4 separate regions of the Homo sapiens genome follow, and regions 2, 3 and 4 are each linked to region 1. A link is a loop called in an ENCODE intact Hi-C map of the cell type or tissue named here. Cell type or tissue: Calu3. All regions are shown on one strand. Region 1 overlaps KCNH7 (potassium voltage-gated channel subfamily H member 7). Region 2 has its middle 52 kb from the start of KCNH7. Region 3 overlaps KCNH7 (potassium voltage-gated channel subfamily H member 7). Region 4 has its middle 290 kb from the start of KCNH7.

Region 1 (8,000 bases):
TGCTCAATTTTGACTGTAGGAAAACTAGAATATTTAATTGCTTTGGCCATAATAATTAGAGAATCTTAACCTCCTGGAATTGTACTGACTGATATTTAACAAAAAATGTTGATTGAGTAGAACTCAATAGTTCATGGAAAATGGTGAACTCTATACCACGTCCTCTCTACTTGATTTAACTCATTGATGAAATTTATGTAAAACACCTGTTACAGAAAATTTGAGAATTTAAGAAGGCCACTTTATTATTATAAGCTTTCATTTGTGGTCTAGCAGTTAATAGTGACACAAATCATTGCAATAGAACTAAACATTTTTATTATTAATTATTATGGATATAGAGTTGTACATATTTATGAAGTGCATGTGATATTTTGATGCAAGAATACATTGTGTAATGATCAAATCAGTGTAATTGGGATATGCATCATCTCAAGCATTTATCATTTTTTGTGTCAGAAACATTCCAATTCTACTCTTTTAGTTATTTTGAAATATTTGTTAAATTATTGTTAACTATTGTTGCTCTAAAGTGCTACCAAACACAAGATCTAATTCCTTGTATCTAACTACATTTTGGTGCCTATTACCTATCCCCACTTTATCCCCCACCCCGTACCCTGCTACCCTTCCTATCCTCTGGTAACCATCATTCTACTACTTCTCTCTATGGTAAAAGACATGACAATGTGCAGACAAACCACGAGTACATTCAACATTAAACTCTGGATTAATAAGACAAAGATAAGAGTAACCAATCTGCGCAAATAAGATTAAGTAACAGTGCATCGTGACAACTGTTTTGCAAGCATTCTTACATATCTCTACTAATAACTTTTATATGCTCAAGTAATTGCCAAGTTGAAAATCAGTGAACTGCATCGAAGTCATTTGATTAGTCTTTAATGCACATGAAATTGAGTTTTAAAGCAGTTTACAAATCAATTCTGCAAGCTTATTACGATGCATTGAAAGTCAATGACTACTTTTATTAATTTTTCATCATTTACTTTACACTCCTCCTTTAAAAAACAATTCACTGGCTTTCTTAAATTAATTACCACATAGGCATTTAGTTTATTCCTATAGTTTAGTCATATCCAGTGTGGTACAGATGGTCTTTTCTGCATCACTAGGTTAATAGGACCATGTTATATTGCATTACAGATTTAGTTGTCTAACTGCAGTTCATCCGGAAAGAATGCACATTGAGAATTTTGCTCAATGTTAGCACTTTCAGGCATGAAATATAAAACATAGATGAGTGTAATCCTGTTATGGATCTTAACACTGAAAATCATCCTTGTAAGTTAAGTCTTCAGATTTTATTATATTTGATTTCTAACTTGAATAATTAAAATAGATACTATTTAACCTATTTACTATAATGCTCAATAAATGTGAAATAAGAGAAACAGAATAAAGTTTTGCACATACTTTTACACATTTCCAGAAAGAATTACAAGTACTGGTAAACTGCTTACATGATTATAATTTTGTTTAAACACATCCTTTTCATCTAAGAAGGCATATAGTTGTTAATATGCATGAATATAATTATAGTAGTTATAATTAACTACTACTATAATGTCTTTCTCAGGACATGTCATTTTTGTGAAGATGCTGAATATAAATTTAGAGGCTGCATCTTCATCAATCCTGGCATATGTAACTAACAACTTTTTGGTTCTTAACCAAGAAAACATAGATAGTCCCATCATCTTTCTCTGTGAAAAGTCTATAATTATCACTTTAATCTATACATGCAAAAATGTTAAATATTTTGCCAAATTCATGCAGAAAATTCACGTCAGGTTAGCACAAAACAGCAGTTTCCGTGATTAATTTTAGTTTTACCCAAGGTTTGGTGTTTTCTTGGGTCATAAATATCTACATGAGAATCTAATGAAAATCCTGATTTCTCTTTGAAATAAATATAGATAAATGCATACACACAATTTTGCTTATGATTTCAGAAGTTGAATAACTAACTCACCCTTCTCCCACCAAAGCCCTTCAACATTGACCTCCCCTAAGATCCCCTAAGATTAGTTGATTCTTGATATTCCTTTTAGTTTTCAATTTATTTGCTTACATATATGTGCTAGTCACATTTCTCATAAAATTACAATGATAACAACTACATTTATAACCTATTTCCTATGGTAATGGGGCTTCAAAAATTGGCTTTACTAAACTTTTCCAGTTTGAGAAGACCTCATCCATCTGCTGCTACTATATTCTCTCCCTCTTTCTCTCTCTCTCTCTCTCTCCCTACTTCTTTCCTGTGTGAATTGATTCTCATCTATTACAGTTTGGAAGAAAACTATGACACCCACTTTTGACTTCAACCAATTCTTCTAACTTAAGACTACATATAGGGATATTAGAAACAATCATTTTCTTGTGGAAAAACAAAAAATCTCTGCAAAATTATCCATCTACTTTCAATCATTGATTTTTCTCACAATACAACTGCAAATTTCCAATCATCTCCTTCACTCAATTTTTCATCATTTCTATAAATTCTTAGAACCTTGATTATGTCATATTTTTACTGCAAAAACCCAATTAAATATAATTAGAAGCAGTTTTATTCCTGCTTGGTTCTGCTAGGTTGAATTATGGACTGAAAAGTAGAGGGAAACTTAAGTTCAAGTAGTCAAGCAAATTAGACACCATGATGAAATAGGAGAGGATCTGTATGGGGAGTAAAGTAAGGTTTGTTGTAAAGGTCATAAGCAGAGATCTGTCCCCTCACAAAGGGTTGGGGTGGTGGGAGGGTATCTTAGATTGGATTCCTGAAAGTAGATTGTGAAAAGGCTTATTGAGGGAGTACTCTCATGGGTTATGGCTATTAAAAAGACAGGATTAAGAAGAGGAAGTTAAACTGATTTTCAAATGGAGCTGAAGCATCGGCCAGTCCTCCTGGAGCTCAAATGCAGGGATAGCCCCTTCAGAATTCTGCCAAATTGAAGCCAGGGTACCTGGCCTTTGCATCCCTGTATCTACGAGTCACTGGTTATAGCCACACCACGGCAAAGGCCATAATGCTGGATAAGGTAGTTTCCTGCCTTAAACTACAATTTCCAGGGAGGGGCAGCAGTGTACCTGGAACAGCTGGTATTTCCAGCAGCTGGGCTGTCTCAGCCCTAAGGAAGATGTCTGGGCTTAGGGCCACAGTGTCCAGTACAGAGAGAGAAATATAGCCATCTTTTGGCCTGAAAAATTATGATCTGAATTAAGCCTACAATCAGCTATTATCACACAAAATAAGGATGTGTGAATTGGTATCTGTGTATCCTTCTAATGTCAGAGTACTTACAAGCCCGACATTAAATTTGAAGCCTTAAAATCAGTGTGAGAATTTTCTCCAACCACATAACCCTGGATTTGCAGAGAAACACGACTTTTACTCCTGAATCAGAGAGAGAAGAAAAATGTGGTGGGATAAACAGAGATAATGACTAACATAGCTGCCTTTTCTTTTTAGGAAGAAAATTTTCATAGAGGGATCCTGCAAGGACATGAGTCTCTCCTACTCCTACTCCTACATATGTAGGAAGGTATATGACGTTGCCTATGAGCTGGTAGAACAACTCAGAATATTGTCAAAGAATGATGTAGATAGCAGCTAGACCGGGAAAGATTATCATTCAATGTGAACTCAGTTTTAGCCAAGTGGCTACCCTGATTAGTGGGTGACAAATGGGCCACTGTAGCCAGCGCAGGCCTGGTGTCAGTGATAACAAAAGATCACCAGGGAGTCCACTGACCTAGTAAACTTGAAGCTAGATATGAGGTTCTTTAAAGGAGCAGATCCGATCGGTAATGCCATGAAAGACTAAGAATCCTGTGACATTTCCTAGGGTATTAGATACCAAAGAAAAAGCAAGATCTTATAGTAAGCAGTGAGGATAGGACCAAATTGGAATCTGTAAGTTATGAGTTAAAGGCAGGAAGTGGAGGTTGGAGGAAGTCAGTGCTGTAGCAAGGCTTGAGAACAATTACAGGAGCTGCAGCAGCAAAACAGCATTCCCGTAAACATGTTTGCAAATGTTGACAATATCTGAGGGACACTGCTTGTGATCTGGCTGGGTCATCACAAGAGCAAAGAAGCCAGAAACATGAATTTGGATAAGGGAGATAGGGCAGAAGACAGGACAAGATGGTGGACTGATTTCAGCCTCTTAGGGTTAAAATCTCTCAGTGAGAGGGGATTGGGAATGAAAGCAAACACAGCAGCATAATATACACCTAATTAAGTTTCTATGTGCTTAAAATAACAGCTTAATAAATCAATGCATGCAATACCCATACTTTCTTTTTGATAGATTTCTTCATTTTGTAAATGTCAAATTAAAAAGTCCATTCAAGTCCTGTGAAAGTGATAACATCTTAACCAAAATTGAGCATGGATGATCATGTAGTCATCACATAAACAGACACTCTCTTGATGGACTGTTCCAAACACAAATGGTACAGACACCAATTACCCAAATGCTGTATGTATGTATGAATAGGGACTGTCCCTGATTGGGTGTTGCTAGGTAACACAATCTTCCAAATGATACTCACATGGGGGCTCTCTGGTGTGGTTATACCAATTTGGGCATTCATTAACATCCATGTTAATGAATAAATAATGTATTTTACTCTATCGGGGGAAATTCAGCCAGATATCGGGTGAAATTCACCCCCAATATTTCACATAGATTCTTTTCTATTTTCCCTAAGTGTCGGCCAGTCTGAGAAATAAAGGGACAGAGTACAAAAGAGAAATTTTAAAGCTGGGTGTCCAGGGGAGACATCACATGTTGGCAGGTTCCGTGATGCCCCCTGAGCTGTAAAACCAGCAAGTTTTTATTAGTGATTTTCAGAAGGGCAGGGAGTGTACGAATAGGGTGTGGGTCACAGAGATCACATGCTTCACAAGGTAATAAGATATCACAAGGCAAATGGAGGCAGGGCAAGATCACAGGACCACAGGACCGAGGTGAAATTAAAATTGCTAGTGAAGTTTCGGGCACTCATTGTCATTGATAACATCTTATCAGGAGACAGGGTTTGAGAGCAGACAACTGGTCTGACCAAAATTTATTAGACGGGAATTTCCTCGTCCTAATAAGCCTGGGAGCGCTACGGGAGACTGGGGCTTATTTCATCCCTACAGCTTCGACCATAAAAGACGCCGCCCCCCCGAAGCAGCCATTTCAGAGGCCTACACTCAGGGATGCATTCTGTTTCTCAGGGATGTTCCTTGCTGAGAAAAAGAATTCAGTGATATTTCTCCCATTTGCTTTTGAAAGAAGAGAAATATGGCTCTGTTCCGCCTGGCTCACCGGCGGTCAGAGTTTAAGGTTATCTCTCTTGTTCCCTGAACATTGTTGTTATCCTGTTCTTTCTTCAAGGTACCCAGATTTCATATTGTTCAAACACACATGCTCTACAAACAATTTGTGCAGTTAACACAATCATCACAGCGTCCTAAGCGGACATACATCCTCCTCAGCTTATGAAGATGATGGGATTAAGAGATTAAAGTAAAGACAGGCATAGGAAATCACAAGGATATTGATTGGGGAAGTGATAAGTGTCCATGAAATCTTCACAATTTATGTTCAGAGATTGCAGTAAAGACAGGCGTAAGAAATTATAAAAGTATTAATTTGAGGAACTAATAAATGTCCATGAAATCTTCACAATCCACGTTCTTCTGCCATGGCTTCAGCCGGTCCCTCCGTTCGGGGTCCCTGACTTCCCGCAACATTTTCAACTACTGGCAATTTTCTTGATCTTAGAAATAGATACGATGTTCAAATCCTGGGGGGTGGGAGAGGCACATGACATAAAATTTTTTGCAACTCTGAGTAAATTTTCCTCAGATTTCTTTTTTGCAACCATGCCATGTTTCCTTTTTCTATGTCAAATTTAATCTTTAAAAAGAGGAAACTTCCAAATACATGAGAATAGTAAACATTAGTTACAGTATAAAACCTTTAACTAAATTAATCTGAAAAAGAGATTGTTTCTATAGTAATGCTTACTGAATGGGAAACTATATTACTATTGCAGCTCTTCATCTTCAAAATAAAGAATGACTTTCAGCTCCAGTGGAGAATAGTAAAAACACTGTAAAAGCCCTCTTATAAACCAGCTCTATGGAAAATTTCTTTGTTCCTTAGCTTGAGGTCTAAAAACTGAGATACAAATTTGAGGAAGTAATGTAGCTATTGAGGCAAATGTGTATTTTATGTGTCAATTATCTAGAGTATTGAGTCCAAAGCATATGAATAAAATTTTAATGGTTTAAATTAGCTAGATAATTGTCTAAATTATCAACTATATTTTGTGTGGTTAGGCTTAGCTTCAGTTGAAGCTTTTAGAAAAATTCAAAATTTTAGTAAGCGTAAAAGTAAAATCCTCTTTGATTTGGAAAGTGTAATTTTAATCTTTTCAAAGATAATGGATATCCTTTAATCCTTAATAAGATTAAATGAAAAAGTACACTTTAAAAATTACTATAAGATACTTCAGAAATTTTAGGTTATTTCTTACATTTATTTTCACTTAAAATTTATTTTTATAGTTCTAGCTAAACATTCATTAACCTAGACCATGGTTTTCATACCTTCTTGGGCATCAGAATGACCTGAAGTGTTTGTTAAAACACAGCTTGGTGAATTTCTGTGTTTCCGAATCAGTTGTTCTGGTGTAGGGCCCAAGAACTTGCACTTCAAACACATTGCAAGGTGATGCTGATGGTCTCACACTTGAAGAACCATTGGCAGGCAATCTGAGTAATGCCCATTCAGTAGGAAAAAAGTAGCTTAATTATTAAAGGAAAAAAATAACTTTTTATGTCTTCTACGAACATGTATTAGATACTTACTATTTGCAAAATATTAGGTCTATATGGAAGAAAATAAAATGTCCCTGCCATGAAGTAGAGCTGAAGGGTTATGGGCCACTTCAAATAAGATAAAGATGTTCTCCAGTTTTCCAGTCTTCACTTCTCTCTATATTTTTACTCCTGGCCTTCTTCATTCATGTTACTTGTTTACTAAGCAAACAGATGTGACCAACGTGGTAGTAGAGAAAGGTATGAGGTATTATGATCTCACAGGACCCATGTGGGTGAGTTAAGAATGCTCCACAGATGAAGAGTCCTTTGGAATAGGTATGCTAGAAGAAGAAAAGCATTTTAGTAGAGGGGACACCACATGATACAAATTAGGTGGAATAAAGTGAATGGTAGCTTCAAGGAACCCGCACTAAAATATGGGATGTGATGGGAAATTAGGCTGAAGAAGTATCAGAAGCTATATCATGATAGGCGGATTGTATTATCCATGCATAGGGCTTTGGAGTCTTATATTTTAGGCAATAGAGGACCATTGTAAAAGATATAGACAGTGGACTATTATGATGTGATGTACGGCAATATAACATGTAATCCTGAAGAAAAGAAGCTTAAAGCAGGAATACTAATTGTGAGACTATTATATCAGTCCAAGAAAGATGTGTTGAGGGTCTGAATAGGACAATTATAGTGGGCTATATGAGAGAGATAGTTAAGAGATGTGTTTCATAGACTTGGCTAGCCTTTGGTTGGGAGAATAGAGGATTAGAGAGAAGGAGAAGTTTAGTATCATGCCGAGGTTCTGGCTTGGGAGCTTTGGATAATGACTATTCATAATGTATGAAAAGGAAGAGTTTTTGGTGGGATGAAATGGATGGTAGCTGAAGATGGAAAGGCAGTTCTTAGCTTGAAATGCTAAATCGCCCAGAAATACTAAAATCTTCTAAAGGAGATGTCTAGTGGGATATATGAGGTTGTAAGTAAGCCTAAAGAAAGATATGAGCTGGAGATACTGATTTTTGAGAGGGTCTTTACGCTGTAAGTAAACAATGAGTTTGCCTAAGCAGCGTATATAGAGATGACTAGGAAGGAATGAATATTAAAAGCAGCTCCCAGGGGAGAAACAAACAGCTTTTAA
Region 2 (8,000 bases), 370 kb after region 1:
CAATGAAGGATTCAGGAGGGTACATGGCACTCTCATAAGCCTCTCATCCCAGCAAATTTTCAAATGTGGATCAAATCAGGAGACTAAATAGATCCCAGCAGAGGACATAAAAGAAGCATGTCATTTTTCTAAATAAGGCCTTTACCTATCAAGAATTTAAAAGATAAAATTATTTTAATGAGTTACTTAAATGCATCAGAATACCTAGGTCTAGTAGTCTAGTACCATTATCATAAGTCTGGGAATAGAATGTTTAAGCCTATTAAAAGAAAAAAGGAGAGATCTAAAACTATGAATCTTTTAGTAGCTCGGATTGGTATCTCGAGGTATAATTCCAAGTCAACTTGATTTACTTCAATTAAATAAAATTATTTATTATTTATTATATGCTAGGTAATAACTGTGCCAGGTACTGTGGATATAAATGTTAGCAAATATGTCCAAGAGACAGGTACCAAATATCCTTTTTTTGGAAGGGCAATTAACGCATTAAACCCCAACTTTGTATTAGCTATTGGCCAGCCCACTGTAGTTTTGGAATTACAAGGTCCAAATAGAGAATGCAGCACATACACCAGTTTAAAATTCCTTTGTACAACTGCTGTAAAATTTCAATCTGAAGAGCTGCTAAATACAGATGGGAAAAATATACAAGAGAGGCATAAGGACACCAGTCATCTCAGCTACATTCCAGGCATAAAAGCTAGGAATATTCTAGGAATGAATTCCCCCAAAGATGTAGGCCACGTTCTATTTGTCTATATTTCCAAATTCTATTACATGATAAGTACTCAATACATGATTGTGCAATAAATGAACAGTTGAAAGAATAATTGAATGAATTTGTAGATTTGGTAATAGAAGTAGACTGCGAGCTCCTAAAATCAGATAATCCCTTTTTTTCTCTTTTCCAATCACCGTAACTTTAGAAAGTTACTTAACCTCTCTAAAATGTCAGTTTGCTCATTTGTAAATGGAAATAAAGCATACTAGCTCAATAGCGTTGTTATGAGGATTAAAAGAGAGAATATTAATGAATCACGTAAAGAGTACCTGGCACATATAGGCTGATTTAGTGTTAATTATTGTGAATATTGGTGATCGTTAATTGTGGCTGCACCATGTTTTCATCTGGAGAACTTTTAAAAAATGGCCACGTCCTACTTCCAGATACTCAAATTAATTGTTTTAGAACAAGGCACAAACATCTCTCTTTATAAAAAGCTTCTCAAGTGACCCGTGATTATAATGTGAAGCCAAGGCAGAAAATCACAGTTATAGAAGAAATGCACACACATACATACATGCACGCTTTGTCCTTAAAAATATGAACCATTCATTACAGTCATACAGCTATTCTATGAGTTAATTTTTAGTTGTACATTCTGTCATTCTTCAAGTAGTTCTGGGGTGTTACAATTAGGTGTCCTTTTTTCTCACAGATTTGTTCACTTCCTGTCTGAATGTTTTGTTCACTATAACTAGACTATAGAAATCACCATTCAATCTTCTGGTGGTTTGTTTTTCTGTGAAAATCAATTTTGAGTAAGAACTGAGTACTCCCATCTCTTTATTGTGGAACCATAGAAGAGTCATAGTTCGAAAATTCAATATTTGATGACTCAGGTTCCTAAAGACTGAATCTTTTCACTTTATTCATTTTTCTATTATCCTTGAGATACATTATATTCTCTTTTTAGTAAGTCAATTTCCTTGCTTAACTTATAGACTATCCATTATAATACTTGAATTTCTGTGATACTTAAAACCACAGTCTGAGTGTACAGTTTTATTTTATTATACTTTTCCTGCCTAAGACTATGCTATACCATTTACTGTAGACCATAACCCTAGTTGTTTATCATCTTTTAAAAATTAAATCATAACTTAAATGCATAAGTGGAATCTTCTTTGTAGAGGAAATACTCAGTGATTTATTTTGTTAAAAAAAGACATCTCCAAAATTATTTCTTGTAAATTCTATATATTTGCTTAAAGTTAGTTATATCTGTTTATGAGAGTTATAAATGTACTGAATAAAATATATACCATTTTGTTATTTGCATAGAAATATATAGTTTATTTTCATTATATTAAACTGTGCCTAGATTTTCAAAAACGACTTTTACTTATTTTTATAAGATTCTTTTACATCTGTGAGGTACGTGCTTCTTTTTACTCTGAAACCTTTCTTCTAAAACGTTGTCTCCCAGCATAGCGGCCTTTTCTTCCAAGCCTCTTTCCCATATTTTTGCATAAGGCATTGCTATCTTGAGGACATTTTGGCCTCATCATGCTACTGTAAAGTGGTTACTAGGTGACACTTCCTGTTTTTCTCTCCAGGCCATTTATTGTCCTCTCTAACATGCTTTTCTTAGACACTGAAATGGTTAGATTCTCTTGGCACATAGCAGTGTCTTCTCACTTCTGAGTCCTGGCCAAACCCACTCACTTTACTTGTCTGTAGAGATATGGGTTACATAGCATTTTTTTTGCTTGTATGATCAGGGCATTTATGCTTTGTTTCATTAAAACACACACACACATACACACATATGTGCACACATACACACACCCCATATTTATATGATTATGTAAGGTTGAATTTTTATTTGTTGTATGTGCAATTTCTTTTCTCCTATATTAGCTAGATATATTCATTTTGGTATGGTTGTGGCTTTTATTTCCCTGTTTATGAAACCTCTCTTGCACAGTGCTAGGAATAAGATAGGCCCTCATGGACAGGGTTAGTTAGGACAAACTAACTAACCATATGTGGCTCTAGATAAGTGAAGTAGCTTTGCAATCATTGATAACATTTATGCATTCTTACCAGTCAGTGTTAGTATGGCAGCAAAATAGTCATTGCTAGGCATCAAACAGAACTATGGGGTAACCTTACAATGTAGGAGTAATATCTAGCAGTACATTTCAGGTATTGAAATGCCAGTTTAGTTTATCAAAGAAGACCTATCTTCAGCCTAAGTCTGATGATCCACAATAATCTTGTTAGCTTCATGTTTTCTCTTTAATGATAATAGCTATTTTTAACATCTACAATATTCCAGAATTGTGCTAGGAGCTTTGCATAAATTAACTCTAATCTTCTTATGAAACTGAAGAGAAATGTGTTATAATTCTAATTTTTCAGCTGAGGCCATGCCACACACCTAGTAAAACTGAAGGTGAGGCTTCTTCACTCTATCACACCACCTTGGGAGTGTGTGTTTAGAAGTATGCCAAATTCCCTTAAGTGTGTGAGATTTTGGTGGACATTCAAAAAGAAAGAAAGGATTGTCCCATTGTTGTGATGTAGTGAAAAAAGTGCTGGTGTTGGAACCAGAATTCTTAGGTTCAATTACTCCTCCTTCAGTCAATTTCTGTTTTTATTTTCTTATTCATGAGATAGGAATAATTAGTCCTGTTTTCCTCCCTTCTTTCTTCACAATATTTTTTTGAGAGCCAGATGCAGTATAACATATGAAGAAACTTAGTATAAATGTAAAGCACTAATTTGATACTAAATATATACACATGGACTCAACTAGTTCCAGTGTAGAAATACATTATAATATATATGAATAACTTAAATAAGATAACTTAAATAGACACATATGCATAACTTTGACATACCTGGAAGCCTGAAATGAGAAATCCCTCAAATAGAAAAAGTAGATGACAGAAGTCAGCACTGTTATTCCATGAGATTCATTCACTAAATGCATAATGAATTAGAAAAACTTGAACAGCAAGAGTGAAAGTGATATTCAGCATTATTATTTTCTTAAATACGTATTATTTGAGAGGATACAATAAAATTTCTAGACTTTGAAAAATACTTGGCTGTATCATGATGTAGAGAATTATATAAATAGAGTAGCTAGAAATAAAAACCAGACACTTAAGCTAGAAACAGATACTTCTGTCTTGGAGATTTTAGTTTGAAAAATCACTTAAACCAGAAGTGAGGTCATGAGTCATATCTATTTGATAGCGAAAATTTATTTATTATATTTTCGAAGATTAGTCTGCTTGATTTCCTTTAATTGACAAGATTAAAGCCACAGATAATGACAGTTTTAAAGAAAGTCTATCCATAAAATTAAAAAAAATTCTTAAAGCATTTCAAAGTTATACTTCGATAATTAAGCAGATCTTTTTAGCATCTCACTATTTTCACATTTTCCTCGCTAACGATATACTGATTAATCATTGATAATTTCATTTCTTGTAATTTTTAGGGCTTTCCCTATAGTTTATTGAAAGAGCCAAGACATAGATATGAAAAATGCTTCCCCGAGGTGTTTGAAAGAAGTCTGGGTAATGTGATTTGCACGCTATGGGAAATGACTTTCACTTGGTCAGTCATCCATCTTTGCTTTGCTGCCTTTTCTACACTCTTGCCACCAGGTGGCAGTGAGACAACACACAAGGTTACCATGTAATTTCTCACATTTTAGTATGAAATGGCAAAATAAATAAATAAATAGGATTCAGGATATCACTGAATGAATCACTAAGGTCCAGTTTGTTAATAAGAGGATGGTCATTTAATATATGAAATGTCAATTGACAATATATGCAAGAAATGCGTGTATGAACACATGAAAAAACATGACAGGGTAGTTTACTCCTCTTTAGACAGTAGAATCACCATCAATGAACATATTTGCAATGAATGCAAGCACAGTATTCAAAAGAATAAACCACTTTTGAATTTAAAAGGAAAGAGAAATAGCCAGAAATTGCTGATTATCAAAACGATTGCAATAACACTCATAGCTAAAAAGAATCTTGGCAATAAAAGACTCAGGCTTGTAAAGGTTCCCACATGCTCAGAAGATGTGTAGGTGGCCACGCCATTCATTGTCTAAACATACACACTTTTGAGAATAAAAGGGATACTAATAATTAATAACACATCAGTGTTATATACATACAGTGTTATACTTATATATGCAGTGCATATATATATATATGTATCTGTTTTTAGCTTAAGTATCCGATAATTTCTAGCTGCTCTACTTATCTAATTCTTTACATCATGATAAAGCCAAGTATTTACTGGTATTTTTTAAAGTCTAGAAATTTTATACTTATATAAGTATACATATATGTATATGTATACACACATACATCTATGTGTGTGCATATGTATACTCATACACACAAGAGAGAAGAAATACGTATAACATGAACATATGTATATGAGAGAGCAGGGAATATATGTAATATAGGAAACATTTCAGTTTCATATTTCTTCCAGCCATATAATATTCATATGATAATTTGCTTCTTGTGAAATATGTTTTCCTTCCCCATTCACCTATGTAGCTTCTCTATTTTTCGTATCACAGCTGAATTGCTACTTTTCTTTTCAAAAGGATGTCGTTCTTGAATTCTCAGATTATGTCAAGTTTCCCCATTATAGGTTCTTCTTATAGCATCATGCTTCTTCAATTCAGTTATTATTTGAACAAGCTTTTGATTAATATCTATTTCTATCACTATATTTTAAGCTCCAAGAGACAGAAGATAATTCTAGTTTTAATCAGCATTTATTTCCCCACCTCATCTAATCTAGCATGGTTTTATATATGTAAATATATATATATGTATATATTATATATACATATATTTATATATTATATATACATATATTTATATATTATATATAATAATATGTATATATTATACATATATTTATGTATTTTATATATGCACACATACACAAACATGTACACACACATATATTTTATAAATTTATGAATATTCCAATCATTGGGTATACAAATTATACTAGTTTTGTGGGTTTTTTGCAACAAATGTGTTTTTTTTTTTTTTTGATGGAGTCTTGCTCTGTCACCAGGCTGGTGTGCAGTGGCATGATCTCGGCTCACCACAACCTCCACCTCCTGGGTTCAAGCGATTCTCCTGCCTCAGCCTCCCGAGTAGCTGGGACTACAGGTGTGCGCCACCATGCCCAGCTAATTTTTGTATTTTTAGTAGAGACGGGGTTTCACCATGTTGGCCAGGGTGGTCTTGATCTCTTGACCTCGTGATCCACCCGCCTTGGCCCCCCAGAGTGCTGGGATTACAGGTGTGCGCCACTGTGCCCGGCCAACATATACGTTTGATAGTAACTGCCTTGACAGTTCAAGATGAAAAACTGCAATTTTTCTTCATCTCTACATAATAAAATTGTGAAAAGTTTTTTTGTAAATATAAAAATATCATTTTGAAATAAAACCAAATTTGTCTTTAGAGGTAAAGTATTATGTATAGTTTATAAAAATTGAGAACACTTGTCTTCAGTTATAAAGCTGACTTTGTGTGCAGGGTAATTCACATCATACATAGTAGCTGTTTCATTTCTATATGGTTTTAACTTTTAGATTCTTAATCTGAAGTCCAAGGGTAGGCTTCAGTGTTTGCTGCTCACTCTGAAATTATGTGAAGATTTCGTGTTCAGGGGTGTGTGTGTGTGTGTGTGTGTGTGTGTTTTAACTAAAAGAGTGCATAATTTTCATTAAATTATTTTTTTCTTTTTAGATGGAGTTTTGCTCTTGTTGCCCAGGCTGGAGTGCAATGGCGCAATCTTGGCTCACTGCAAACTCTGCCTGCCGGGTTCAACGAATCCTCCTCCCTCAGCCTCCCGAGTAGCTGGGATTACAGGTGTGCGCCCCTATGCCCAACTAATTTTTGTATTTTTGGTAGGGACAGGGTTTCACCATGTTGTCCAGGCTGTTCTCGAACTCTTGACATCAAGCGATCTGCCTGCCTCGGCCTCCTAAAGTGCTGGGATTACAGGCATGAGCCACTGTGCCCGGCCAATTTTCACTAAATTTTTAAATAACTATGCTATATAAGCATTATAGAAGAATTATAATTAGGAGAGAAAATGTTAGCATGGTTCTCATTTAATTAAATTGCCCCAAAGTAATATTGATTGTTTGTGTGGTCAGTATATGCCTGAATAGCTCATTCTGTTGCTATTATTTGTTTTAATTTTGTTTAAAAACCATTTTTAAAATTTTGTTAATTTTTGCCAGGCTGGAGTGCAGTGGTGTGATCTCAGCTCACTGCAACCTCCGCCTCCTGGGTTCAAGCGATTCTCCTGCCTCAGCCGCTCGAGTAGCTGGGACTACACGCGTGCACCATCATGCCCAGCTAATTTTTGTATTTTTAGTAGAGACAGGGTTTCACCATATTTGCCAGGATGGTCTCAATCTCTTGACCTCATGATCCACCCACCTCAGCCTCCCAAAGTGCTGGGATTACAGACGTGAGCAGCCATGCCAGGCCACTATTGTTATTTTTTTAAAGACCAAAGACAACATGGGAAGATGCATGCATCTCTTCAAACATCAAAACAATTTGAAATATTTTATGACCATCATAAAGCGTTTACACTTTGGTCAAATTCAACTATGGCAGAAAGAAAAATTACCTCAGTTTTGTTTAGAACCAACTCTAAAAACACATTTATTCAGGCTTTCTTAACTTTGAAACTTGGATTATTTGATTAAGGACCCAGGTTATATTCAGACAGCTGTTTCTTCACATTTAGTTAAAGTGCAAGCTTTGTAATAACAAAGACCATATTTCCCTATTTATCTTCTGCTTAAATGTTCTATCTATTATTAAAAGTGGAGTATTAAGGTTTCCAACTATTATTATTGAATTATCAATTTCTCAATTGTTATCAATTGATGATTGTTGAATTATCAATTTTTAAATTCTGTCAGTTTTTGCTTTATGTATTTTTGGGCTCAGTTTTGAGGTGCACATATGTTTATAATTGTTTCATATTTCTAATGGATTAATCCTTTTTCTTTACTCTCTTTATCTCTAGCATTATTCTCTGTTTGCAAGTCTCTTTGGTATGTTATTAGTGTAGCCATCACAGCTATCTTTTGATTGTTGCTGCATCATATACTTTTTTGTATCTTTTTACTTTCCCTGTATTTGCATCTTTGAATCCTAAATGTGACTCTTGT
Region 3 (8,000 bases), 270 kb after region 1:
TTTTTTGGTTAGTAAGCTATTTAATACTGACTCAATTTCAGAGCTTATTATTGGTCTGTTCAGGGATTCGAATTCTTCCTGGCTCAGTCTTAGAGTGTATGTGTGTCCAGGAAATTATCCATTTCTTCTAAATTTTCTAGTTTATGTGCATAGAGGTGTTTATAATATTATCTGGTGGTTGTTTATATTTCTATAGGGTCAGTGGTAATGTCCCCTTTGTTGTTTCTGATCCCCTTTGCGTTTATTTGAATCTTCTCTCTTTTCTTCTTTATTAGTCTAACAAGCAGCTTATTTTTTTTTTTTTCAAAAAAAACCCAGCTCCTGGATTTGTTGATCTTTTGAATGGTGTGTGTGTGTGTGTGTGTGTGTGTGTGTGTGTGTGTGTGTGTGTCTCAATCTCCTTCAGTTCAGCTCTGATTTTGGTTATTTCTTGTGGTCTACTAGCTTGGGATTTGTTTGCTCTTAGTTGTCTAGTTCTTTCAGTTGTGATGTTAGGTTGTTAACTTGAGAGCTTTCTAACTTTTTGATATGGGAATTTAATCTTATAAATTTCCCTCTTAATACTGCCTTAGCTGTGTCCCAGAGATTCTGGTATGTTGTATCTTTGTTCTTACTAGTTTTGAACAACTTTTTGATTCTGCCTTAATTTTATTATTTACCCAATGTGGTACATATACACCATGGAATACTATGCAGCCATAAAAAGGAATGAGATCACGTACGTTGCAAGGACATAGGTGGAGCTGGAGGCCATTATCCTTAGCAAACTAGCACAGGGACAGAAAACTAAATACCATATGTTCTCACTTAGAAGTGGGAGCTAAATTATGGGAACACATGGACACCTAGAGGGGAACAACACACACTGGGACCTATTGGAGGGTGTGGTGTAGGAGGAGGGAGGGGATCAGCAAAAATTACTAATGTGTACTAGGCTTAATACCTGGGTGATGAAATAATTTGTACAATAAACCCCGATGAAACAAGTTTACCTATATAGCAAACCTGCACATGTACCCCTCAACTTAAAATAAAAGTTAAAAAAAAAGATTAAGAAATCAATTCATTTTATAATAACATAAACAAAATTTAGAAATAAATTTAACCAAAGAGGTAAAAAGATCTATATACTGAAAACTATAAAACACAGATAAATGGAAAGATATCCCACATTCATGGATTGGAAAGTTAATATTGTTAAAATGTCCATTCTACTCAAAGCTATCTACAGATTCAATGTAATAATTATCTAAAAAAAAATCAAGTTCATAGAAGTAGAGAGTAGAATAGTGGTTGCCAGGGAACAGGGATTGGGAGGAATGGAGTGATGTTGGTCAAATGGTAGAAAGTTTCAGTTATTCAGGAGAGAAAAGCTCTGGAGATCTATTTTTTATTTTCTGTTTATTTTTTAACTTAGAGTTCATTTTGCCTTACATGTAAATATAATGTACAGGATGGAACTGTTGTTAACAGTGTTGTGTTGTGTACTTGAAATTTGCTAAGAGAATAGATCCTAAATGTTCTCACCACAAAAAAAGGTAACTATGTGAGGTAGTAGGTATGTTAATTGATTGTGGTGATTACTTCACAATGTATACATGTATCAATACATCACATCTCACAACTTAAATATATACAATATTTACTTGTCAATTATTCCTCAGGAAAGCTGAAAAAAATAAATAAAATTTACCTGTTTCTCATTTAGAAATTTGCAAGAATATTTTCAGAACTTAAAAAAAATAGTCTGCATACTGGCTAGAACTTGATAGTAAAGTCAAAACATGAAAGGAAAACAAAGAAGGAAGGAAGGAAGGGCAGGAGGGAGAGAAGGAAGGAAGGAAGGAAGAGGAAAAGGAAAAGGAAAGGGAAAGAGGGAGTTGATCATTTACATGCCAGGAACTAACTCAGATGTATCGTATACCTGATAACTGAGCATGCAATCTACTTCTTGTTCTTGCCTATGATCTATAGGTGTGCTGCAGATGGCATCAACGCTTTTCTCCTAAAAAGAACTCAACTCAGTCCTGGGCTAGAAAAAGATGCTAAAACATTGGAGAAACTATTAGAGCTGTGGCTTCTGTATATTCACTTAGTACTTATACATTAACTACCAGAAAAACTTCTGCAAATATTTAACAATCACTGTCCTTTTAATGTTTACTCTTTCTCTTTTTCTCTTATACATGTTCTTAAAGACACTTATACTCTAAAACCTATTCCTATTGCTCATATAGTAAAAGAAAGTCTCAGACAAGTTTTACTTGATTGAATTACCTGAAGTTGCTCTATTAATTAGGCTTACTAAGCCAATTTTTATTGTATAATTTATGCATTCCCATTAGTAATATACGACAATGCCTTCCAAAAAAGCCTAACTTCAAACTATAACATAGTTTAAGACTCAGAAGAATTTGACATGGAAAAATGACCTTATTAATATGCATAGAAACACATCAATTATATTTCTTGATATCCTTCAATTTTAATAGTTTTAAAAGTTCTGATTCATGACCTTGAGTAAAATACATATCAGAGCTAATGAAATTATACTACATTTTTTTAATTTCAAGCTATTCATTGCAGTCTTAACTATTTGACCAGTTGGTCAGTAGTTAAGAATATGCTTTAGTTTTTAATATCTTTAAAATGAATAAGTATCCACAAAATCTATATTTTTAGGTATCTCATTTCATAGATACAAGCAGACTCATTAATTAATTGTATATTGAGGTTTGCCTTGTGTATTGTCAATGATTTAATGTTCTATGATTCAGTAATTAGGCAATGCAATTGCTATTAAAATCTTTTTTATCATTACCAAATTCAGCGGATAAATTGGAATAAAATTGTTGAAGACTTTATACTTTCAGGGAGTGTTATGGTGAAAGGGGAGAGAAAATGGTATGGAAGGAAGGGTCAGCAACAAATGAGGAATCTAGGCTATAATGGTGTTCAAATTTTTTTTTCCATTTCAGGGACACCCTCTTTTTAAAGGACATTCAATTCAAATGTATCTTCTCTGGTTAAAGTATGGTGAAGTCTGTCCTGTGGGCACTCCCCATTGACTCCTAGCAGCTCTTGAGCCCCATCTTCAGGATCCGTACTTTGATAGTCACTGACAATTAGCTTTGAAAATCTATAGTTCCAATCCTGTGAAATGAGAAGAATGTTGAAGCTATAAAGGAGGTCTTTGCCTGCATTCAGATTCTGACACCAAAGACTCCTCTGATTATACTGAAGTATGTAAGAAAACCTTCTCTTGAAATCAAGGACCATTTCTCTTCATCTTATCTTGAGCTACATACCAAATATGAGTACACATAGTTAGGATTCAATAAATAATTTAAGATACTTGTGAACACCTTGCTCTGACTGGTTCTATTTTTACATTCAGAGAGGAAAGCATCCTGTATTCTCCCTATAAACAAATCTAGGAGAATAGGGTCATGGACATCCTATGTACACAGAATTACAGTCCGATGTTGGGTATCTTACTCCTGTGAAGTGAAGGGAAATAGAAAAGTAAACAAAGAAGACCACAGTATAAGATGTCACCTTAAAATATAAACCTGAAGACAAGAAAAACCAGGCTCAAGGAACAAATGAGCAGGAAAGTTGAAATTCTAGAATACATTTGTTTTATACCAATATTATTTGCATCTTGTTTAAATGAAAAGTTGTTTACATACACAATGGATGACTACAAAGAAACAGCATGGAAACTGGAATCAGAGGCCTGTGTCTGAATTTCATGTCTACCACTGAACAACTGCATGACACTGGGAAATTTACTTAGTTTCTATAGACCTCATTTTTCTTATCTGTAAAATGGCTTCCACAATCTGAAACTCAAAGGTCTCTTGACAAGATTGAATGTGATAATGCATGTAAGGGATCAGGACGAAACCCAGCACAAAAAAAGACTGCAAGCCACACTGTTTACAAACACCGTTTCCAAGTAAAAAAAAAACCTGCTCATTGAAACTGAAGGCACCAGTGTCTGTTGGGTTCAGCACGTAGTGAGACGCTCAACTACCTGCCTCAGGTAAGCTTAGTGTGCTTACGTACTTCACTAACGATAGCTAGTTTAGAGGTTCTTTCCTCGTAATTCAGGTGATATAATTGCTCTATGGTTATGCCCTACCCACCTTGTCTTAAACAGTGCAAAATATGTGATATCATTACACATTTCTTATCAGGAAAATATTTCAAAGGGCAGGCACTCTCTGTGTTTCCTTAGTAACAGCAGCTATGTGGAGCATCTTCTGTATTATGTTTAACATGGTGCAAATATGAACAAGTAATCACAACTCCTGTGCACCAGCAACTAGAGAAATGTAGCTACAATAAAATAGGTGGCATTCATATTTGTTTGTTGGCCATACCTGGGACTTTTTAAGAACCTGTTTTTGGTTAATCTTGTTTTTTTTTTTAAATTCTAAACCCTTTTTTGTGTAATGTTGCAGCAGAAGCGAGGGTCTCAGAAAACATCTCCTGTTCTGATCTGGCACAGTTCCAATTATATGGATAACCTTCCATTTGTAAAGCTCTGAAATAAGTGTCACAAGGATACGTAGATTTAAGATGCAGGTCCATCTAGAAGAAGTACAATCTGGTTGAAGGATGGTGGGGCAATACAACAAGTACATAACTCACTTTGTTGCAAGGCATAATTGGTAAATCCTCATCTACTGGGACTACAGAAGTTTGACAACCCCTGTCTCTCGTGTCTTATGGCCACCAATGACTGCAGTCTTTCATTGTGAATTTGGGTTTCGTCTCAGAAATCTTCTCAACATGATGCTCTGTCAAGCCAACAATGTTTGAGCAGTCAGCCATTTGTTTAATATCTCTGGATTATTGCATTGGTAATTCTTGCTGAAAACACTCAAGTCACCTGGGAGAACTGATCTGTTTATTAATAGCTTTTAGGATTTCAACATTTCATATTTAAACAGAGAAATCTAACATTACTTGACAGAAAACAGGAGTGGTCATAGGAATGAAAAATTCACATATCTTTGGGAACCAAGTTATTATTATCAATGAGTGTCATGGACTGGATAAGAAAACAAGGACTGGTTGGACCAGAATTATAGCAGGATACAGACACAAAGGCATTTAAATTTTAAAATTCTAAGAATGAAATATAACTATAGTAAATACATCTTTGGACTACTTTTGGCTTATGGATCATGGTTTGCAAACCCTTGATCTGTGACATAGATGTTAAAGGTGGGGTAATGAGGTTGTGTGTGCAGATCTCCAAACACCAGAGCATCATGGGCAGCACTAACCTGCATGGTGCCCTTAGGAGGGCTGTAAGCCAGAAGCAAGTTCTCCATTCTGCCCTAGTCAGGCGTGACTATACCAAGGCTTATAACTGGAGATACAAGCCAAGCCATATACCTGGCAATTCAGCAAAGTTCAGAGAAATATGGCATGAATTCATACAAATTAATCAAGTGCATAACATTAAGAAACTGCAATTTTGAGTTGTGCGTATGCTTATAGTGGCCCATTTCTAAATTAAAAGGAAGACTATTTCTGTTTTTCTCTTTCCACACTTGATAAAATTAAGAAAAATGTGGACAATGACAAGAATAGTAATAGAAGTTGTAACATGACTTCAAGCCATCCTTAAGTAAATATACATTTATCTGCTTACAGTGAATGAAAAACAAAGGTAAAAATCTATCTCCTTCTGTGTCCCATGTAAACTATACATAGTTATAGATCACTTATACCACTTTCCTGTTTTCCTTAGTAGAAGCATCCTTCCTAGAAGCAGAGTATTTTAAGAAAACGAAAGTAGTTTGCCCTAAGGCTTTTTAAAATTTACATTTTATTCCTTGTGAATTGGCCGTCCCAGAGAATTTCTGAAAGAATTACAGAGCTAATACTTTTGAAAAAAATTCATATAAGAAAATATTTGCCACATCTTTGACCTACATTACAACTGGTATTAATATGGTAGGATTCTTAGGAGATACACATGAATTTTAGAAAATTATACACAGATATTTCAAAATCTTCAATACATTTTCTACATATTAGGTGACAGAATCTTGAACAAACTTCTAGGATTCATTTTCTAAGAGCTTTGTTTTCCTAATCCAAGAATATTAGTTACACACTCAGTCCAAATGCATTATTGGTGAAATTTTGGCTCAAATCAATATAGTCAGCAATATTTATTGAACACCTCATGTTTGTGTTTGATTCTGTCACCTTCTAAAAAGAAGCAGTATTCATAAATCCACCTTTCAAAATGTTTTTTAAAATATTGCCTTAAAACTGTATCTTAAAAAGATTGAGTTATCATGAAATGCCCCTTAGACTGTTCTGATAGAGACCTTTAACAATTTTTACACTAATTTTTTTCCTTATCAAGTGCGTAGTGCAAACTTGGCACAACACTATGAATGAAAAGCGACCCCCACCTATAAAGAGTTCCCAATTCAATAAGGGAGATAGACAATAAAAAGCAATTACAAATCTGCTGCAAAAGACCAGACATCCAGTGTCATCTCACATACTGTACATTTTGGATTGGCTAATTACTGTGCAACACTTCTAGACAAACTCTAAATGGCCATTTATGATTAATTCTAGTATATTCTTGGTGAGCAGTGTTTGAATAGGGTCAGTTTTGTGTCTATTACCAAAAACCCACTGTGGGAAGCCCCACTTGAGAAATATATTTTATTTTTTTAAGTAGTAGGCAAAGCTTTGCTTCCCTTGAGAAACAAGATGTTTTCTCCTTTTTAACTGGCCCTTTCTACATTTTCCTTAATCTGTGAAAAAATTCAATGCCAAATTCAATGCTCAAATATAGCAATGATGGGGTCTGAATGGTCCCTATATTGTGTTTAATTTTTTCTCCCTAAATTTTCTATTTAATTTAAATTTCTTCTTTAAATTTTTGCAAAAATATTTTACTATCGAACTGCATACATCTTTGTTAAAACAGTAATATATTCCTTGTGGAACCACATGAAGCATAGGTAATAATCAAGCAATATTTTTTAAAGATAAGGTAAATATTAATATATCAATCTTTACAACTCAGATCTTTAATATTTAGAATACTGTTTCATGATCATTATAAATATTTATAAGTAATCCTCATTTTCTCAAATTGTCCTGTTCAAAAAACAATATTCATAAAATTAGAATTTATCTAAAATCAGATTTAACAGTACATATATGATCAAGCTCCCCTCCACACTTTTCAAATTGTAGAACATTTTGAGGCTAAAAGAATACCAAGGGCAAAATTCCAATCAATTTGCAAATCATAGCAAAACACAGGTGCAACTGGAACAGACTGCTGTCATGCGAAAGGACATTTTCATTTTTGGTAAAACAATTTGCGTTCCTGGTTCGCATTTCAAAGCCTTAGAAAGTCCAGGGCATCATGAATTATACACTTGTCTTTTCTGTATTTCTGTATTGCTGTCTTACCAGTGCTTATGGAAGTGTAAGAAAGGGACTTTGCATTATAAAGTACTTTGTTTTACACACATACACACACACACACACACACACACAGAGCTACTCAGAATTGGGTGCACCAATTCAAAGCTGTTGAATACAAGAAAATATAAATATATACATTTTATCTTTTATAAGATAAAAGATTTCTTATCAACCTTCCACCACAACAAACAATGAGTATTCCAGGGGCAGATCATAGGGCATCCACTGAGCCTTCCAAAAAAGGAAGAAGGACTTATGGTGAAGGAACTTAAACCCGGATAGAAAAATAACCAGATGTAGCATTGTAGAAAATGAATGTAAGTGAGAATTGTTATTGCTGCCGTGATTTCAGCACCTTAAATATTTAAGTGTAAATATTTAAATAGAGACGGGAAATATTTATGTTAAAAAAGAAAGCTTTTCTTTTTCATATTTTAAATCCCCACTAATACCTGGGGATTTGCCAGGTCTTTTTACTGAAAGTCTTGTACAACGGCAGTATTTTTACATTTTTA
Region 4 (8,000 bases), 610 kb after region 1:
TTTCTATAATCTAGGCACCAAGCTGTGTTCTTGAATTCACAAGACACATCTTCAATTCATTGATGAGGAAGCTGAAGTCCAAATGCTTAAGTGATATTTTATCAGGGCATAATGCATGCAGGGAGACAATGTCTCATTTTCTGATGTTGATTTTATCACCCAAAGTGATGTTTAATTTCTGTATTCTGTGATCCCTATAATTTCCTTTGCAACTGTTAACCAATATGTTAGGAGACATTTTAAGACACTGCGAATATCTTGTACCTCACCAAAATTTCCTTCTAGAGTTAATGTCCATTGATGATTCTTGCCTGAACTAATCTTTGTTATGATTATATGGTTTATATATACAATTGTATGTTGTTGTCAAATGGTTATTTCCCAATGTTAGCATTCTTTCAACACTTGCCACTCAGCTCTTCTATAGCGATCTTTACCCTGTAGAGCCATATCCCAATACAATATGGCATATTTAGTGGTGGTATGGATAAACTGATAGCTGTATAAAAGGAATGGGTGAATGAATAAGTAAATAAGTGGAAAATAAATGGAAAAGCAAAGGTTCAGTAATGCAATGAGAGCTGAGAAATATCTACAATTAGGAAGAAAATGGAAATGCAAGAGACCTAAAATAAACATGGTATCAAAATGATTGGAGGAACATGAAGATAGTGATCCATACAGTCCACACCACAAGAGAGGTTCACAAAGGAAAGCTTGGTCAACAAACTAAGAGACCAGAGGTCCAGTCAAAGTGCCAGGAGAGGTGGCTATAAATGGAGTGCTGGAAATTTAAAACCAGCATTTTTTAGAAGAGGGGTGTCAGGTGTAAAATTGCAGAAGTCATAGTTGATAAAAAATGGGAAGAAAAATGCTGGAATATTGACATGTTTTCAGTGAAATAAAAGACAAAAGTTGATAACCAGGGGCAAGTCTAGCAGAGAAAAGGAAGGATTCTTTGGAGTTTGTTTTCTGGTTGTTGTGTATTAAGATAAAAAAAATACGATGTATTAAGTTAGGAGTGGCTCAACATAAACAATACAGAGCAAAGCTCTCAGGTGTCAGGAAATGATGGGATGAAAAGTTACTTGATTATGGGTTATAAAGATCAGCACACCTTCCCTTGCAATTATTTTTTCAGAAAATAAAATATCAGGTTAAGAAGAATAAATCCAAGACATTCCATCTTTTCAATGAAGCCAAAGGTGAGCTCATAAATAAATAGTGTATGTGTGTGGAATAAGAGAAGCTGGAAATTATATGGATAGAATTATTCTGGGGGATTCAGCAATAAATTCGCAAGCAGGAGGACTACCATTGAGTTGGTCTCTGTAAGGTGAGAAATCCACGTTTGTCTATCTCCTTCTGAGATTACTTTGTGACCCCGAACAAGAACAGAAAGCAAGTATGAAATTATAAGGCCAAGGATTTAGAACAAATGTGGTAAAAAGAGGAATCACGTAGATGAACATGAAGTTCAGGCTGCTGCTGAAGTCTCAATTACCTGAGAATGGGTAATAGGGAAAATTTAGATAATTTAGGATTTAAGGAGTTTCCTTACTATTTATCTAATTATGTATGTAAGTTACCTTTTACATTTATAGTGTGGATACATATATAGTTGTGTATAGTTGTATAGGCATATGTGCTTATATAAACAGCTAAATAATGTAACTAAATATGGTGTTTTTGTCCCTGAAACTGCACTAATACATATAAGTATATTGCATATTGAAGGATATTGTTCACTTAATGCATACGCACTTGAGTCAGGGATACCTGTGACCATCCATGTCATCTTCACTTTCCCTGCTATGCTTTGCTGATATTTTATTAACCCTCATGCAGAAGAATGACAGGAGCATGACTGCTGCCAACGGGAGGCCATAGACTGAGACCATAGGCAGGTAACTGCTGCCCAAAACTTCTGCTTTACAGGAGGAATAATACAGTGAGAATGATGGATATAAACTGTCTAATTATCGGAGGTAGTGTTGCATGATACTTCAGATAGCAGTTGGTTTTGGAATGACTTGGGCTCACCATCGATTTGCTATACAGTAGTCTCTCTTCAGCCACAGTTTTGCTTTTCATGCTGTCAGTTACCTGCAGTTAACTGTGGTCCAAAAATTAGAGGTAAAAAATTCCGGAAATAAAAAATTCATGTTTTCAATTGTGCACTGTTCTGAGTACTGTGATGAAATCCCCACACCAACCCACTCCATCTCATCCAAGACGTGAATCATCCCTTTGCTCAGCCTATCTATACTGTATATGCTACCCACCTGTTAGTCACTTAGTGGCTGAGGATAATCAGATTGAAAAATCATAGAATATATAGAGTTTGGTACTGTTCGTGGTTTCAGGTATCCCTGTGGGCTCTTGGAACATATTCCCTATGGATAGGGGAGACTACTGTACAACAGTGGATGGCATTACCTCATGGGAAATAGTAATTTGCTATGTTTTGAATGTGTCCCCAAAATGTGTTGGAAATTTAATTTCCAGTGCAGCAATGTTGAGAAGCGGAAACTTTAAGAGGTGATTAGGTCATGAGGGCCCTGCTCTCATGAATGGATTAATGTCATTCTCCAAGGGGTGGGTTTATTATAAAAGTGAGATTGACCCTCTCTCACACTCCCTCTCATACATGTGATACCTTCTACCATGTTATGTCACAGCAAGAAAGACCTCACTAGATGTCAGACCTTCAATCTTGGACTTCCAATCCTCAATAATCATGAGTCAAATCAATTTCTATTCATTGTAAATTACCCAGTGTCTTGTATTCCATTATAGCAGCACTAAATGGATTAAGACATAACCCATTAGTTTCATTCATTAGTTAGGGAAAAGAAATCAAAATTTCAGGCTGGGCCTGGTGGCTCACACCTGTAATCCCAACACTTCGGAAGGCCAAGATAGATGGATCACTTGAGGTCAAGAGCTGGAGACCAACCTGGCCAATATGATGAAACTCCATCTCTACTAAAAATACAAAAATAAGCTGGGCATGGTGGCAGGTGCCTATAATCCCAGCTACTCAGGAGGGTGAGGCAGGAGAATCACTTGAACCAGGGAGGCAGAGGTTGCAGTGAGCCAAGATTGCGCAACTGCACTCCAGCCTGGGTGACAGAGTGAGACTCCCTCTCAAAAAAGAAAAAAATCAAAATTTCAGTTAGACAGAGGGACATTGAACATTTTCACATATATGAAAATACATATATTTAAATAGGCTAACTTGGGAATTACTTTTAGCTATTAAAAGTATTCGCTAGTTTACATACAAAACATTTATCTTTATTTATTTACTTTTTTTTGGCAGAGTAGAGGTGGCATTTATATTTGGTAATCATGTAGTTTTTTAAACGTCTAAGCAATTTTTAAAACACTTAATGTAAAATATTTTTAGTTATTCAAGTCAAGAGAACTTCTAAGTTTGAAATACATTAGCTAATTGCAGCCAATTTTTAAATGTTATTGTTTAATAACTAATTCTTGAGTATACTGGGAAAATGGTATGAAAAATGTAAAATTTAAAAAGTCAAAATATCATCTTCAACATGTAGGGAAATAAAATTGTTTCTGTAGTGTTGACTATACTTAATTAAAAATACCTAATCTAAGCAATGTCTCCTCCTCCTATTCCCCATTGCAAGGACAAGAACAAAGTTAAATCAGAACATCACATACACAAGGTACATCTCATGTTCTAAAAATCTAAAAACAGTAGAACCAGAACTGAAGAAAGAGTATTTGCATACCATCTAGTGGTCACTTTAAAGAACAGCAAAATTTTTTCAAAATAATTTGTGTTTAAACGGAAATAGTATATACGGTTATACCTGACCTAAATATAATCCACAAAACCTGTCATTTCACGTCATTAAAAAATAAGAGGAAGAGTGGTTTTATTTACTTCTGACATGTGGAAACACCTAAAAATGATCATCTAATCATAATTATTTCATGCTTGTCTAATTTTTAAAATATATCAAATATTGGGTCTTTGCAGTAGCACACCATGTTTATCAGATATTTATTTGTGTTCTTGAGTTCAACCATGGAATTAAAATAGAATGTCCTTATGCTGAACTTAAACAATTTAAATGAGGCTTAATAGTAGACAACAAAATACAACAGCCAATGCTTTTGTGCACTTCACACAGATTGGTATCATGTTTAAAATAAAAACTTTGCCACAGTTATTTCCTCAGCAGCAGATGAATGGAGGCAGCAGCTAAATGACTGCCTCCCCAAATTTTTGTAAATAATGTCACAATGCAAGTCAATCATATGACTTTTTACTACATTTTTGAAAAATGTCAGTTAACTGGTCATTATTTAAATATAGAATGAGGAATTTGGAAATTTACTTTTTCCTTAGATTAAGTTAGAAGCATTCAGTTCATTGGAAGCACTGTGGTCATCTTTCCCAAAGCCAATGCAGAATGGACCAGTAAAGTGGGCAGAAGGCATTTCTTCTTGAATGCAGAATGTGAGATAAGGAGGTGCCTGTGGCAATGTGGCTGTCAGGAACAATGCTTACATGTGTTCTGCTACCAGAGAAAAGTCAAGAGACTAGGAATTCCAAGCACATTCACTTGGAATGGATCATGCTAAGAAAGGCAAGCTGAATTTTTTGATAAAAATAGAATAGAGCATATTAGTAGAGTCCTCAGTTGGGGGCCTACAAAATTGAAAGGAAATCTGCCTTAAGGCTGAATCTATGCTGGGAAAACTTGCAGGGCAGAAGGTGTTTTCATTTTTTTTTTTCTGCTCAGAGCTCTAATTATGGGAGATGGGCAGAACATAACACTTGAATATGGTCTTGAAACTTTGTGGTATGTATTGTGAGCCATTTAAACGGGCTACATTGACTCCAGCTTCCTTCAAAGTTGGAAGCATATGGCGTTCACTTTTTTCTTAAGGTGTTTTGGTTCAACCATTAATGTTTGGAGTTCATAGTATGAAGTAACATCATTTTTTAAAAAACATAGAGCAACAGAGAAATTTAGGTTACATAAAACAAAGACCTATAGTTCCCTGTGTTTTTAACATAGGCTTTCCCTACAAAGCAGAGCTTGAAACAAAAGCTGTATACAACTGGCTTATTTTGGAACTGACCTCAGAGAAGAGAAGAAAGAGATGAGAAAGAGCGAAAATGGAAAGAAAGGAAGATAATTAAAAGGGTGGATTCTTGCAATGGTCATCACAGGAAGCAATTGGCCCTCATTCCTATTGTGAGCTTCTGAAAAGCCATGCAGAAATCATCTCAGAATTATCTGATTGAGGAATTTAAAAAAGAGAGCTCTTTTTTTCTATCAGTGGAGCCTAACTCTACAATTTAGAGTAAAAGAAGACCAGATAATTTTAGAGTAGCAAAGACTAAAGCAACTCACTTATGCAGATCTCTATGCATTAAAACCACCCATAGGAACAATTTTTCTTGATGAGGCTTCCCTTAATCTCCATTCATACTTGACTATTTCTATTTCTCAGATGATTCTTTTATTTGGGAAATAGTGGAGAAAATTTGGTGATTGTAGAGTTCTATTTTTTTCCCCGTGTATTCTCTTAACAAATGGTAGTTATTGAGTAGTTTCTTGAATGAAGAGCTTGAGACCTAAGTTTACCATGACATATCTTCATGACATTGACAGACCTACTCAATCTGAGTCTGATTTTCTACCAAATTTTGTAAGGATAATATGAAATAAAATATATTAAAGCACTTTTCAAGCTGGAAAGTACTTTTCAAATATAAGTAAGTATACTCTTATGCTATTTCAGCCTTCTGGTATCCAGTGTTTTTCTTGGGGCGATTTTCTACCAATTACAATAAAGGAACCCTTTAATATTTCTCCTAATAGATATCATCTGGCCAGATTACTTAGAGCTTCCCAGACTTCAATAGGAAACCTTTTTTCCCCCAATATATTATACAGTTATTTATTATACAATAAAAATAATATGCAAAATGTGGCCTGTCCTTTGAGGGGTTGCTATTTTGTTCTAGAACCAAGCACTCAAGGGCCATTTGGGGGGTTTCCTTGGCACTGAGTCTGGGTGTGTGACAGACTGAAAAACTCTGCTCAACGCCCACAGTGCTGAACATTCCATGTTCTAAATATATAGCTGGAAAACTTCCCAGATTGTACATCTGCCTCTCTAATTTACACCTCCAAAGATGAGGGTGAGCAAGGAAGAGGTGAGAAGCTTTAATGAACTACTTGGAGCCTTTGCATGTGCTATGAGAAACTTCCCAGCACACACTGAAGCCTGGCAGCAGTGGGCTGGATGGAAAGCAAGTATGTGAACATTCTGTTTCAGTGATGTCCAGTACATTCCAATGGCCACCCTACCTTCAAAGAGTGACCAAGAACCCCTTCCTTTCTTCATTCTTATCTTCTATCAGCCCTTCTAATATGTTTCCTAGGCCCCAAATTGGATAGTCACTGAATCCTCCCACTCAGTCATCTGCCAAAATGCTGGTCCCGGTGTGACTGGGGACTACTTTGATGAGTACATGTTGGGTTTACTTACCCCTACTCTGGATGCTACCTAAGTAGAAACTATGTTTACATTGAACCAAATGTTTACCTTAAAAATAAAACTACTAAGACACTGAAATCAGCAGGATAGTGCTGGAAAGATCATGTAAATTCTAAGTTGGATGTAGTGAAAGAGGAACAAAATTTGTAGAGCAAACCTGCCTAATGTTCAGTCTTAATTAATGGTGCTTCTCAGCAGGCTGTTCTTACAGTTCATAGTGTGAAAGTAATAATCTGTTGCTTATTCGTTAAGTGTGGACTTTGTGATTAAACTTAAGATAACCCTTAAAGTGGCATTTTCCACATCAGCATGGCAGGTTATACCTTCTTTGTTCATGTCATAAATGCCTCCTCATTTTTCCATGGGTTCTTATCCTGAGGCCCATGGACCTCAGATAGACCATGAATATAATTCAATATATTTTTGAATGGGGAAGGGAAAAAATATATGTTTACTTTTGCTACCCTCTAACTGAAATTTAGGGTATATTTAAAAATTATCTGTAGGCTGCAAGCCTCTGTATCATCAGCAGAAGCTATGACTTTGTCACCAACAGAAATTAGGTATTTTCATAACAGGTCACAGTTTTTGTAGATATAGCAAAAACATTTAGGTTCATTACTTTTTTGAGTTAGGAAAATTATTAGAGTCATCACGAGATCTTGTTATTTAATGCATTAATGAAGAAACAATTATTTCTACATAAAAATTTTATTTTATAAATATCTATATTTCCATATAGTTTTCTGTGTATTTTATTTCATGCATTTAAAAATATTGTCTGTGAAAAGTTTATCAGACTACAAAAGGTACTATATAAAAAATAAGCTAAGAACTCCTATTAGACTTATGTCATAATTTACCTGCTCTATGAAGACTCCATAACTTCTCTAGAAGACCACTCAGCATGTCAGTCTTTGTGCATTCACTGCACTTAATTTAAAAATTATAATTGACACATCACATCCAGTCATGTACTGTTCTCCTGCTCCATATTGTGAGCTCCTAGAGGGCAGAGATGCTCCCTCTATCATAAGTAGCTCTGGAGCTGGACTGCTTGCAGTCCTCCCAGATGACTTGCTTAACCCCAGCTGTGATACCTAACCCTAGATGTGTTAGCTATGAGCAATGTGATGCTGGACAACAAGCTTCAGTTTTCTCAACAATGGAACAAAAATAATAATAGTAGTTACTTCCTATATTTGCTCGAAGGATTATATGAGTAAAGCACTTAGCACAATGCCTGAGAGAAAGTAAGCACTCAACGAATGTTAGTAATCATTGCCTTCATCTTTATTATCATTTTTCTTAGCAACAGCAGCAGCAACAGTTTCATTAGTTGTGGTGGTGGAGGATATAGTAGAGGCAGTAAAATCTTTGCAGCTTCAAGGTTTTAGCGCAGCACTTGCCTGGCACATAATAAGCACTTAATAATGAATAAGTGA

The links. Peaks named below come from ENCODE experiments on the same cell type or tissue, not always from the same donor. Only the 100,000 strongest peaks of a DNase experiment are listed, where the experiment ranks them.
Region 2: a loop joins it to region 1, with 4 times the contacts of the local background. A loop is called at or near these places in 3 of 110 quality-filtered maps.
Region 3: it touches region 1 in a loop (18-fold over the local background); 4 of 110 quality-filtered maps call a loop at or near these places.
Region 4: a loop joins it to region 1, with 4 times the contacts of the local background. A loop is called at or near these places in 4 of 110 quality-filtered maps.

What each region holds. Positions count from the first base shown.
Region 1 is chr2:162,521,292-162,529,291 of GRCh38, forward strand. All of the region lies in intron 3 of KCNH7 (potassium voltage-gated channel subfamily H member 7), which reads right to left. Among named protein-coding and RNA genes, the nearest start is that of GCA, 180 kb to the left of the region's middle. In Calu3, no CTCF peak of the experiment used is centred here; a DNase peak (open chromatin) is centred at 3,100.
Region 2 is chr2:162,886,489-162,894,488 of GRCh38, forward strand. No RefSeq gene overlaps it. Among named protein-coding and RNA genes, the nearest start is that of KCNH7, 52 kb to the left of the region's middle. In Calu3, a CTCF peak has its summit at 4,388 (motif pointing right); a DNase peak (open chromatin) is centred at 4,403.
Region 3 is chr2:162,792,418-162,800,417 of GRCh38, forward strand. The region is part of intron 2 of KCNH7 (potassium voltage-gated channel subfamily H member 7); the gene reads right to left. It overlaps KCNH7-AS1 (KCNH7 antisense RNA 1), which reads left to right. Exons shown (of 5, transcript NR_110258.2): 5 at 2,979-5,555. Among named protein-coding and RNA genes, the nearest start is that of KCNH7-AS1, 27 kb to the left of the region's middle. In Calu3, no CTCF peak of the experiment used is centred here; no DNase peak of the experiment used is centred here.
Region 4 is chr2:163,129,289-163,137,288 of GRCh38, forward strand. No RefSeq gene overlaps it. Among named protein-coding and RNA genes, the nearest start is that of KCNH7, 290 kb to the left of the region's middle. In Calu3, a CTCF peak has its summit at 3,786 (motif pointing left); no DNase peak of the experiment used is centred here.